Linked DNA regions of Homo sapiens: region 1 is linked to region 2. Evidence: chromatin loops called from intact Hi-C (ENCODE). Cell type or tissue: ovary. All regions are shown on one strand. Each heading gives the region's core, and the rest is flanking DNA. Links, peaks and the distances in the headings are about the cores only. Region 1 has its middle 77 kb from the start of MIMT1. Region 2 has its middle 14 kb from the start of MIMT1.

The links. A loop is a pair of places that touch in the nucleus more often than their neighbours do. Peaks named below come from ENCODE experiments on the same cell type or tissue, not always from the same donor. Only the 100,000 strongest peaks of a DNase experiment are listed, where the experiment ranks them.
Region 1: a loop joins it to region 2, with 2.1 times the contacts of the local background. A loop is called at or near these places in 2 of 110 quality-filtered maps.

Annotation. Positions count from the first base shown.
Region 1 is chr19:56,914,839-56,920,215 of GRCh38, forward strand. No RefSeq gene overlaps it. Among named protein-coding and RNA genes, the nearest start is that of MIMT1, 77 kb to the left of the region's middle. In ovary, for the core only: a CTCF peak has its summit at 3,329; a DNase peak (open chromatin) is centred at 4,986; H3K4me3 peaks cover 871 bases; H3K27ac peaks cover 3,139 bases.
Region 2 is chr19:56,851,795-56,857,171 of GRCh38, forward strand. No RefSeq gene overlaps it. Among named protein-coding and RNA genes, the nearest start is that of MIMT1, 14 kb to the left of the region's middle. In ovary, for the core only: no CTCF peak of the experiment used is centred there; no DNase peak of the experiment used is centred there.

The DNA.
Region 1 (5,377 bases), core at 256-5,255, 63 kb after region 2:
ACAATGTACAGATTTTACAAAACACATACACAATAAGTACATCTAATTTTTGTTTGTCAATTTAAAAATAAAATGTTAAAGAAAAATATGCCATAAAACAGAACAGAATGTAATATCATCTAATATGTGACATGATGATATGATACGGTCATGTGTTATGCAATGCAGTAATGTGTAATATGGTTTAGAATAATACAGTGACCTGGCCAGGCATGGTGGCTCACGCCTGTAATCCCAGCACTTTGGGAGGCCGAGGCAGGCAGATCATGAGGTCAAGAGATCGAGACCATCCTGGCCAACATGGTGAAACCCTGTCTCTACTAAAAACACAAAAATTAGCCAGGCATGGTGGCGTGCACCTGTAGTGCCAGCTACGCAGTAGGCTGAGGCAGAAGAATTGATTGAACCTGGGAGGCGGAGGTTGCAGTGAGCCAAGATCAGGCCACTGCACTCCAGCCTGGGAGACAGAGTGAGACACCATCTCAAAAATAAATAAATAAATACAATAGAGTGACCTAATGTAATTTGTTGGGTGGTGGAAAGAGTAGAGCAGGTGGAGGGAGTGGGGAGTAGTGCAGAGGCGGCTGATGTGGTCAGCTGATGTAGTCAGGAAGGCTCCTCCAAGCAGGGGACAACTGCCCCAAGACCCGAAGGATGTACTCATTCTACCACAGCAAGATTCTGGGGGAACTGCAGAGGGAACCGGAAGGGCACAGTCTCCCTGCAGAGGCACAGAACATGCTCAGGGAATGGAGGGAAGCTTGGTGTGGTGGGAATGGAGTGAACAAAGGGGAGATGGGAGAAGGTAAGAGTAGGCTGAAGAAGAGCAATGGATCTCATGGGACCTCATGGGACCTCGCAGGCACAAGGGAGCCGTCTGGATCTTGTTCCCAGCACGATGAGACCCTTGGATCTTCTTCAATGTTGTGACGTCTGGTTTCTGGATCTGGTTGCCCCTGATCCTCAGTGTCCCTTGGTTTGCAGCCACAGGGCTCCAAGCTCTGCCTCTAACATCACAAGGCATGCTCCTCCCTGCATCTCTGCGTGTCCTCTTCTCTTCTTATTGGGACACGAGTTATTGGATGTGGGACCTTCCCTCATCTGCTGTGACCTCATCTAAAATAATGATATCTGCAAAAATTCGATTTCCAAATGAGGCCACATTCTGTTCTGAGTGGACATGAATTTCGGGGGACCCCGTTCCACCTAGTACAGCTAGGAATTGGCATGGGCTGGACGGAGTGAGTGTGGGTAGAAGTGAGAAAATGCTCACTGACATGGAAGGAAAACCCAGAGAGTTTGGGATGTGCAAACCAAACGAGGAAAGATTTTAGCAGAGAGGACGAGGTCTAAGTTGTCATGTGTGGTCAACAATTGGATCTGATGAAGACTAAGGACTGGATTGTTTCTGGCAAAGTGGAGAATCCTGGGGAACTTGACAAGAGTAGGTCAGTGTGGGTTGGGAATGGAAGCCAGATACCCATGGGCTCGGGAGAGAGGGAGGGGAGAGAGTTGAGGGGAAGGAGCAGAGAGATGCCTTGGATGTGTTTTGCCTATGAAGGGGCAGTGGCTAGGGAGGAACTTAAGATCTAAAAAGCATTTGTTTTTTTAAGATGGAAGACAACACAGTATGTGGGAATGTTGATGGGAAGATCTCATGCAGAGAAGGAAATAGATCGGTTGATGCCAGCAAGAGAAGATGACAAACTGACTTTCCGATGAGCCACAAGTGATGGGATGCGCTGTTCAGGGGGAGGAGTTGGAAAGAGGATTTGCCAAATGGACAATTTGCCAAATTATGGATCCACTGTAAATGAATTTCTACTAAATATTTGTAAACATTACACAAAATCATGCCACCATGGGATGGTGTTAATGGACTTCAAGGGTAACTCTTCTCTTTCTTTTCTTTTCCTTTCCTTTCTTCCTCCCTCTCTCCCTCCCTTCCTTCCTTCCTTTCCCTTCCTTCCTTCCTTTCTTTCCCTTCCTTCCTTCCTTTCCCTTCCTTCCTTCCTTCCTTCCTTCCTTTCCTTTCCCTTCCTTCCTTCCTTTTCCTCCATTCCTTCCTTCCTTTCCCTCCCTTCCCCTCTTTCTGTCTTTCTCTCTTTCTTTTTTCCAAGACAGAGTCTTGCTCTGTTCCTCAGGCTGGAGTGCAGTGGTACGATCATGGCTCCTGCAGCCTCCACCTCCTGGGCTCAAGCAATCCTTCCACCTCAGCCTCCCCAGTAGCTGGGATCACAGTTGCACACCACCACGCCCAGCAATTTTTTGTAGAGATGGGGTTTCTCCATGTTGCCCAGACTGATCTTGAACTCCTGGGCTCAAGCAATCCTCCTGCCTCAGCTTCCCAAAGTGCTGGGATTACAGGTGTGAGTCACTGCACCCAGCCAGCTTTGATGTTTTAGTTTCATTTCAGCTGAAATTAAATTTGGTTTCACTGTAGATTTTGTTTCACTTTGGCAGATTTATCTCAGCTCTGTAGCTGATTTGCAAATCAGGCTCAAAGACGCATCAGATTTAGGTGTAATTCTCATTATAGGCACTGAGCATTTCTCAGATGTCTTACCCATGTTGAAAACATTTGTGTGATCACACTGGGTAACATATCTGTTAAGAGAATTTCAAAAGACAGGAGTGAAAATGAGTTGGATAATAGAAACCTGTTCTACCTTTTGTATTACGCTTGGTGGAAGCATCCCGAAATTCTCATTTTAAATATAAAAATCCTCAGAACACACTGAACTTCAGTTTGGCTACAATGAAGCAGCTACAGCCAATGTAAAGCTAAACTAAAATCTGCCAAAAAAATGAAACGAAAACTTCAAGTCAGATCATTTAAACAGCACAGAAGTTTCCAGGAACTCCCTTACAATTGGGATCGCTGTAGCTGTCACAAGGAGTTAAAGGAAACATGCTTCTGTCGCTGTTAACTAGCTGCATCCGGTGAATTGGGCAAATTTGGCCATTCAGGGAATTAACCATCCACAAAAGTAAATAAATAAATAAATAAAATAAGCCAGTCATTTGAAGAACTGATTTTCAGGGAATTTATTTAGCGTTGGTAATGTCTAAAAGTTACATGTGTGGTTGTTGGTTTTATGATTATCTTTAATGCATTCCGATGTATATTTATATATACGATCTTCTCCATGCCTGACATATTTCACGGTAAGATAAAGAAATTCCCGTGGCTTATAAGGAATGGAGACTGAATTTGAATTCAAGTTGTTTAGAAAGAAATGGATGAGCACTGAACCCACATATTTGAATTTTTTAAAAGTCCAGCTGACAGATGTTGAATCAGCTTATCCCCCTGCTGGAGAATTTTGCCCCAAGGTAAAAGCAAGCTTTGATTTCAGCACCGTATGCATCGCAGTGAAGTTGGGCAAATGAATGGTGTCTTCCATACACAGCACTACGTGTTTGGCATACGGAATCCCTCCCTTGCCCAGCAGTAAACAGACTTGAATACACCATCTGTTTGCACACCAACTGTTTGCAAGGAAATTTTTTTTCCTTTTCTTTTTTTCTCTGTGAAGTTAATGTTGTGACAACTTTATATTTTCTTTTTTTAAAAAAACAGAAATCTGTGTTTGTGTTTACTTAGACCTGGGCTACCTTAGATGGTTCTCAGGCTCACTTATACACTTTCATGTGTTCCATTAAAAAATGTGATCGCTTTCTTTTTCTTCTGATTTTGGTTGCAAAGGCTAAGAACTTTCAGAACAGAATTTTGTTTTTGTCTTTAATACGGAGACGTTTCGTGTTGTTCTCTGGTTTTTCAGATGGGTGGACACAGAAAAGACAACTAATACCCTGAAATTGGTTGAAACTTGATTATTCATTCTTAAAGTCTGATAATTATAACTGTCCAGTAACTTGATAATTCCAGTTCTGTTTTCCTGTTTAGAACCTCTACTTTCTTATTTGAGAAAAAATGTTTGAGGATGTTATCTCAGTATGTGTTTACTTATCTTAGTACACATTCCCTTGAACTTTTCGCTTATCATGACCATTGAAATATCTTGGAACATCAGTGTTAGAAAAGCAGGAAGAACGTGGGAAACTCCCCCTGTGTGCACGGTGGGCCCCTCTATGAATTGCACCAGACAAATTCCAAACAAAGTGATGGAGAAAATCCCCCAAGAAAATTAGCAGTCTTTTTTATTCAAACTTTTTTATTCAAACTTTTTGTTGTACTGTGTCAACAGCTCTCTGGAGACCACCGTGTGCCCCTCCTGTTCCACAGCCACCCCAAAGCAACTGTTAAAGATGTTTTGTGGGCTGGGCACAGTGGCTCACACCTGTAATCTCAACACTTTGGGAGGCGGAGGCGAGCAGATCACCTGAGGTCAGGAGATTGAGACTAGCCTGGCCGACATGGTGAAACCCTGTCTCTATTAAAAATACAATAATTAGCTGGTTGTGGTGGCAGGCACCTGTAATCCCAGCTACTCAGGAGGCTGAGACAGGAGAATCGCTTGAATCCAGGATGCGGAGGTTGCAATGAGCTGAGATTGCACTCCAGCCTAGGCAACAAGAGTGAAACTCTGTCTCAAAAAAAGAAGAAGAAGAAAAGGAGGAGGAGGAGGAGGAGAAAGAAGAAGAAGAGGAAGAGGGAGAGGGAGAGGGAGAAGGAGATGGAGAAGGAGAAGAAGAAGAAGGAAGACGAAGAAGAAGAAGGAGAAGAAGAGCAGCTACCTTGACAGGGACGTCCACCTTGGAAGGTGACATGCTCTGGGTGAAAAGGAAAGTTGGTTTTATTCCAGAAGTGGCACCCCTGGGGAGGCGGTGAACAGTGGAGGCGTGTTCCAAGACCACCTCTCCACGTGTGCCTCCGGATCAGGGAAATTAGGGGAGCTTAAATGATGGTCAAAGTGCTTTTGGGAAACGTGCACGGGCTCAGGCGGACAGTTAATCGCGGCTTCCTTGGTCAATGTCCCTGGCCTTCTGCAGGAATGCTCAAGCTGTTCTTATCAGGGCGGTCAGCACATTCCCAGGGTGGCTGGTCAGCTGCTCTCTCTTTTATCTCTGTTGAAGGCCTTGTTCTCCGGAGGCTGTTTTTAATAAAGAAGCTACAAACTCGAGCAAAGCAAGGATTCTATGCAAGCAAGCAAGCAAGCTTTTCTCTAACACGGAGTCAGTACTGTGACACAACTTCACTGTCTTCATCCTGTCCAACTCCTCACCTTGGAAAGCCTCCCCTGCACCCCCATTGTTTAAAACAACCACAAAACCCTCTGCACAGCTTTCTTCCCCGAGTCCTCCTGGTGATTCTGCACCTCCTGGGTCTTCTCATTCACTGAACTGAGTGGGTTCCTTCTCAAAACCTGACCTTTAAATACAGACGTTTCTGAAGGACTCTGTCCGGGGCTCC
Region 2 (5,377 bases), core at 286-5,285:
GGTTTCGCTCTGTGTCCCTATCCAAATCACATCTTGTGGCTCCCACAATTCCCAAGTGCTGTGGGAGGGACCCAGTGGGAGATAGCTGAATCTTGGGGGCAGGTCTTTCCCATGCTGTTCTCATGATGGTAAATAAGTCTCACAAGATCTGATGGTTTTGAAAATGGTAGTTTCTCTGCACAAGTTCTCTTTGCCTGCCACCATCCACATAAGACTTGACTTGTTCCTCCTTGCCTTCTGACATGATTGTGAGGCCTCCCCAGCCATGTGGAACTGTAAGTCCATTAAACCTCTTTTTCTTCCCAGTCTTGGGTATGTCTTTATCAGCAGCTTGAAAACAGACTAATACAATAAATTGTACCACTAGAGTGGGGCGCTGAAGAGATACCCAAAGATGTGAAAGCAACTTTGGAACTAGGTTAACAGGCAGAGGTTGGAATAGTTTGGAGGGATCAGAAGAAGACAGGAAAATGTGGGAAAGTTTGGAACTTCCTAGAGACTTGTTGAATGGCTTTGAAAAAAATGCTGGTAAGTGATATGAACAATAAGGTCCAGGCTGAGGTGGTCTCAGATGGAGATGAGGAACATGTTGGCAACTGGAGCAAAAGTGACTCTTCTTATGTTTTAGCAAAGAGACTGGCAGAATTTTGTCCCTGCCCCAGAGACCTGTAGAACTTTGAACTTGAAAGAGATGATTTAGGGCATCTGGCGGAAGAATTTTCTAAGCAGCAAAGCATTCAAGAGGTGACTTGGGTGCTGTTAAAGGCATTCAGTTTTATAAGGGAAGCAGAGCACAGGGAATGCTTCCAGTTTTTGCCCATTCAGTATGATATTGGCTGTGGGTTTGTCATAGATAGCTCTTATTATTTTGAGATACGTCCCATCAATACCTAATTTATTGAGAGCTTTTTAGCATGAAGGTTGTTGAATTTTATCAAAGGCCTTTTCTGCATCTATTGAGATAATCATATGGTTTTTGTTGTTGGTTCTGTTTATATGCTGGATTATGTTTACTGATTTGCATATGTTGAACCAGCCTTGCATCCCAGGGATGAAGCACACTTGATCATGGTGGATAAGCTTCTTGATGTGCTGCTGGATTCGGTTTGCTAGTATTTTATTAAGGATTTTTGCATCAATGTTCATCAGGGATATTGGTCTAAAATTCTCTTTTTTTGTTGTGTCTCTGCCAGGCTTTGGTATCAGGATGATGCTGGCCTCATAAAATGAGTTAGGGAGGATTCCCTCTTTTTCTATTGATTGGAATAGTTTCAGAAGGAATGGTACCAGCTCCTCCTTGTACCTCTGGTAGAATTCGGCTGTGAATCTGTCTGGTCCTGGACTTTTTTTGGTTGGTAAGCTATTAATTATTGCCTCAATTTCAGAGCCTGTTATTGGTCTATTCAGAGATTCAACTTCTTCCTGGTTTAATCTTGGGAGGGTGTATGTGTTGAGGAATTTATCCATTTCTTCTAGATTTTCTAGTTTATTTACGTAGAGGTGTTTATAGTATTCTCTGATGGTAGTTTGTATTTCTTTGGGATCGGTGGTGATATCCCCTTTATCATTTTTTATTGCATCTATTTGATTCTTCTCTCTTTTCTTCTTTATTAGTCTTGCTAGCGGTCTATCAGTTTTGTTGATCTTTTCAAAAAACCAGCTCCTGGATAAAAGTTCGAAAAATTTGCAGCCTGACAATGCGATAGAAAAGAAAATCCCATTTTCTGAGGAGAAATTCAAGCCTGCTGCAGAAATGTGCATAAGTAAGGAGGAGCCAAATTTTAATCCTCAAGACAATGGGGAAAATGTCTCCAGGGCATATCAGAGGTCTTCACAGCAGCCCCTCCCATCACAGGCCTGGAGGCATAGGAAGAAAAAATGGTTTTGGGGGCTGCGCCCAGGGTCCCCGTGCTGTGTGCAGCCTAGGCACTTGGTGTCCTGCATCCCAGCTGCTCTAGCCATGACTAAAAAGGGCCAAGACACAGCTTGGCCCATGGCTTCAGAGAGTACAAGTCCCAAGCCTTGGCAGCTTCCACGTAGTGTTGAGCCTGCGGGTGCACAGAAGTCAAGAATTGAGGTTTGGGAACCTCCACCTAGATTTCAGAGGATGTACGGAAACACCTGAATGTCCAGGCAGAAGTCTGCTGCAGGGGTAGGGCTCTCATGGAGAACCTCTGCTAGGGCAGTGCAGATGGGAAATGTGGGGTCAGAGCCCCCAAACAGAGTCCCTACTGGGGCACTGCCTAGTGGAGCTGTGAGAAGAGGGCCACCATCCTCCAGACCCTAGAATGGTAGATCCACCTACAGCTTGCACTGGGCACCTGGCAAAGCTGCAGACACTCAATGCCAGCCCATGAAAGCAGCCTGGAGGGAGGATGTACCCTGGCAAAGCCACAGGGGCAGAGCTGCCCAAGACCATGGGAACCCACCTCTTACATCAGCATGACCTGGATGTGAGACATGGAGCCAAAGAAGATCATTTTGGAACTTTAAGATTTGATTGCCCAGCTGGATTTTGGACTTGCATGGGCCCTGTAGCCCCTTTGTTTTGGCCATTTCTCCCATTTGGAACAGCTATATTTACCCAATACCTGTACCCCCATTGTGTCTAGGAAGTAACTAGCTTGCTTTTGATTTTACAGGCTCATAGGCAGAAGGGACTTGCCTTGTCTCATATGAGACTTTGGACTGTGGACTTCTGAGTTAATCCTGATATGAGTGAAGACTTTAGGGGACTGTTTGGATGGCATGATTGGTTTTAAAATGTGAAAACATGAGATTTGGGAGGGGCCAGGGGAGGAATGATGTGGTTTGGCTCTGTGTCCCCATCCAAATTTCATCCTGTGGCTCCCATAATTCCCACGTGCTGTGGGAGGGACTCAGTGGGAGATAGCTGAATCATGGGGGTGGGTCTTTCCTGTGCTGTTCTCATGATGGTGTATAAGTCTCATGAGATCTGATGGTTTTGAAAATGGTAGTTTCCTTGCACAAGCTCTCTTTCTTTGGTGCCATCCATGTAAGACTTGACTTGCTCCTCCTTGCCTTCTGCCATGACTGTGAGGCCCCCCAGCCATGTGGAACAGTAAGTCCGTTAAACCTCTTTTTCTTCCCAGTCTTGGGTATGTCTTTATCAGCAGTGTGAAATTGGACTAATACAGGTACTGAAATCCTCTGACTTTATTTCTAGGTGTTTGTTTGTTTGTTTGTTTTTGAGACAGAGTCTCACTCTGTAGCACAGGCTGGAGTGTAGTAGCATGATCTCGGCTCACTGCAACCTCTGCCTCCCGGATCCCGGTTAAGCAATTCTCCTGCCTCAGCCTCCTGAGTAGCTGGGATTACAGGCGCGTGCTGGAGATGGCATGGTGGGGTTCCACCATGTTGGAACCCCATGAGACTTTGGACTGTGGACTTCTGAGTTAATCCTGATATGAGTGAAGACTTTAGGGGACTGTTTGGATGGCATGATTGGTTTTAAAATGTGAAAACATGAGATTTGGGAGGGGCCAGGGGAGGAATGATGTGGTTTGGCTCTGTGTCCCCATCCAAATTTCATCCTGATGGGGTTCCACCATGTTGGCCAGGCTGGTCTCGAACTCCTGACCTAGTTATCCGCCCACCTCAGCCTCCCAAAGTGCTGGGATTACCGGCATGAGCCACCACACCCGGCCATATTTCTAGTTTTTAAAATACCTAAAACTATACATATTGATAGGTATAAGCCACATAAGCAAAAGTTCTTTAGGGTCCTCATTTTCATGAGTGTAAATGGGTTTTGAGACCAAAAAGCTTGAGAATCTCTGGTCTACAGTAAATCTGTAACAGTCTGGGTTATTTGAGCAGATTGGATGGAAATCTGTCTTTTTCACTATTATGATCTCAAGGCCTAGCACAAAGCTTAATACACAGAAGTCTCTCGATAAATGATTATTCAGCTATTGTTTCAGCAAATATTTGAGTACCTACTATCTTATTAGGTTGGTCAAAAGTAATAGTGGTTTTCGCAATTACTTTTAATATAAGACCCAATGCTAGGTCAACTTCATGGTTCATTGTAAATCAAATTGAAATGGCCCCTGCCATAACTTATTTATTTAATATGTCTTCAGAGTTTCAGTCCAGCTGGGAAGAGACATTCAATAAACCTTTAAAGATTATGGTAAATGCTTTAAACAAACAAACAAACAAAAAACCCAGGATGCCGAAATGAGGATGGTTATGTTTGTATGGTAGATACAGAATAGTCAGGGATCTCTGAGGAAGAGAAACTAAGACTAAATTTTGAAAAAGCCAGCCTGGGGAAGAAGAAGGGAAGAACATTTCAAAAAGACAAAACAGGCAGGGCGTGGTGACTCACGCCTGTAATCCCAGCACTTTGGGAGGCTGAGGCGGAGGATCACTCGAGGTCAGGAGCTTGAGACCAGCCTGGCCAACATGGTGAAACCCCGTCTCTACTAAATATACATAAATTAGCCAGGCATGGTAGTGCATACCTGTAATCCCAGCTACTACTCGGGAGGCTGAGGTGGGGGAATCGCTTGAACCCAGGAGGCAGAGGTTGCAGTGAGCCGAGATCGCACCACTTAACTCCAGCCTGAGCAACAGAGCGAGACTCCATCTCAAAACATAAAAAAATAAAAAGAACAAAACAGCAATATACAAAGATAATAAAGGAAAAAAAACAGAAAAGACATCAGAGTGGCTAGAGGATAATGAGGGGTGTAAAATGAGGTTGTACAGGTATTCAAAAGCCAGCTCTTTTGGAACTGTAGATTAAGAGGAAGATCTTGAACTTAATCCTAAATGTAATGGAGGCCATTAAAGATTTTTAAATAAGGCCTGACACAGTGCATTTTAAGATGATTCATGTTGCTCTGTGGAGAACTAGGGGACTAGAGATACTTAACAGAGGAAGCAGGAAGACCAGTTAAGGGGCAGCAAAGGATGGCAGGGCTCCAAACTAGTATGGTGGCAGTAGAGATACGCAGAAGTGAACAAATACAAGATGTACTTTGGAAACAATATAGAGAAATCTTGCTGATGATTTGTGTATGTGTGGCAAAGAAAAAAGAATCAGAAATGAGTTCCACATTTCTGGTTTGGACAACTGGGTGCACAGGAGTGTTATTTGGTGAGTAACTGAGACACAGGTTTCAGGGTAAGAGCATAACATCAAAAGCTATGTGGGACATGTAATATTTAAAATGCTTACACTAAAGCAAGTGGAGACACTGAGCAGGGATTCTGGAGAGGTCTCTGCCAGGGCTCTGAAGTCCTCCACACATAGCTGATTTGTTGCATGGTCAGATTAAAATAAACACTACTTTACAAGATAAATAAATAAACCAGTTCTTAAGTATTTCGAATTCATGTGTATATA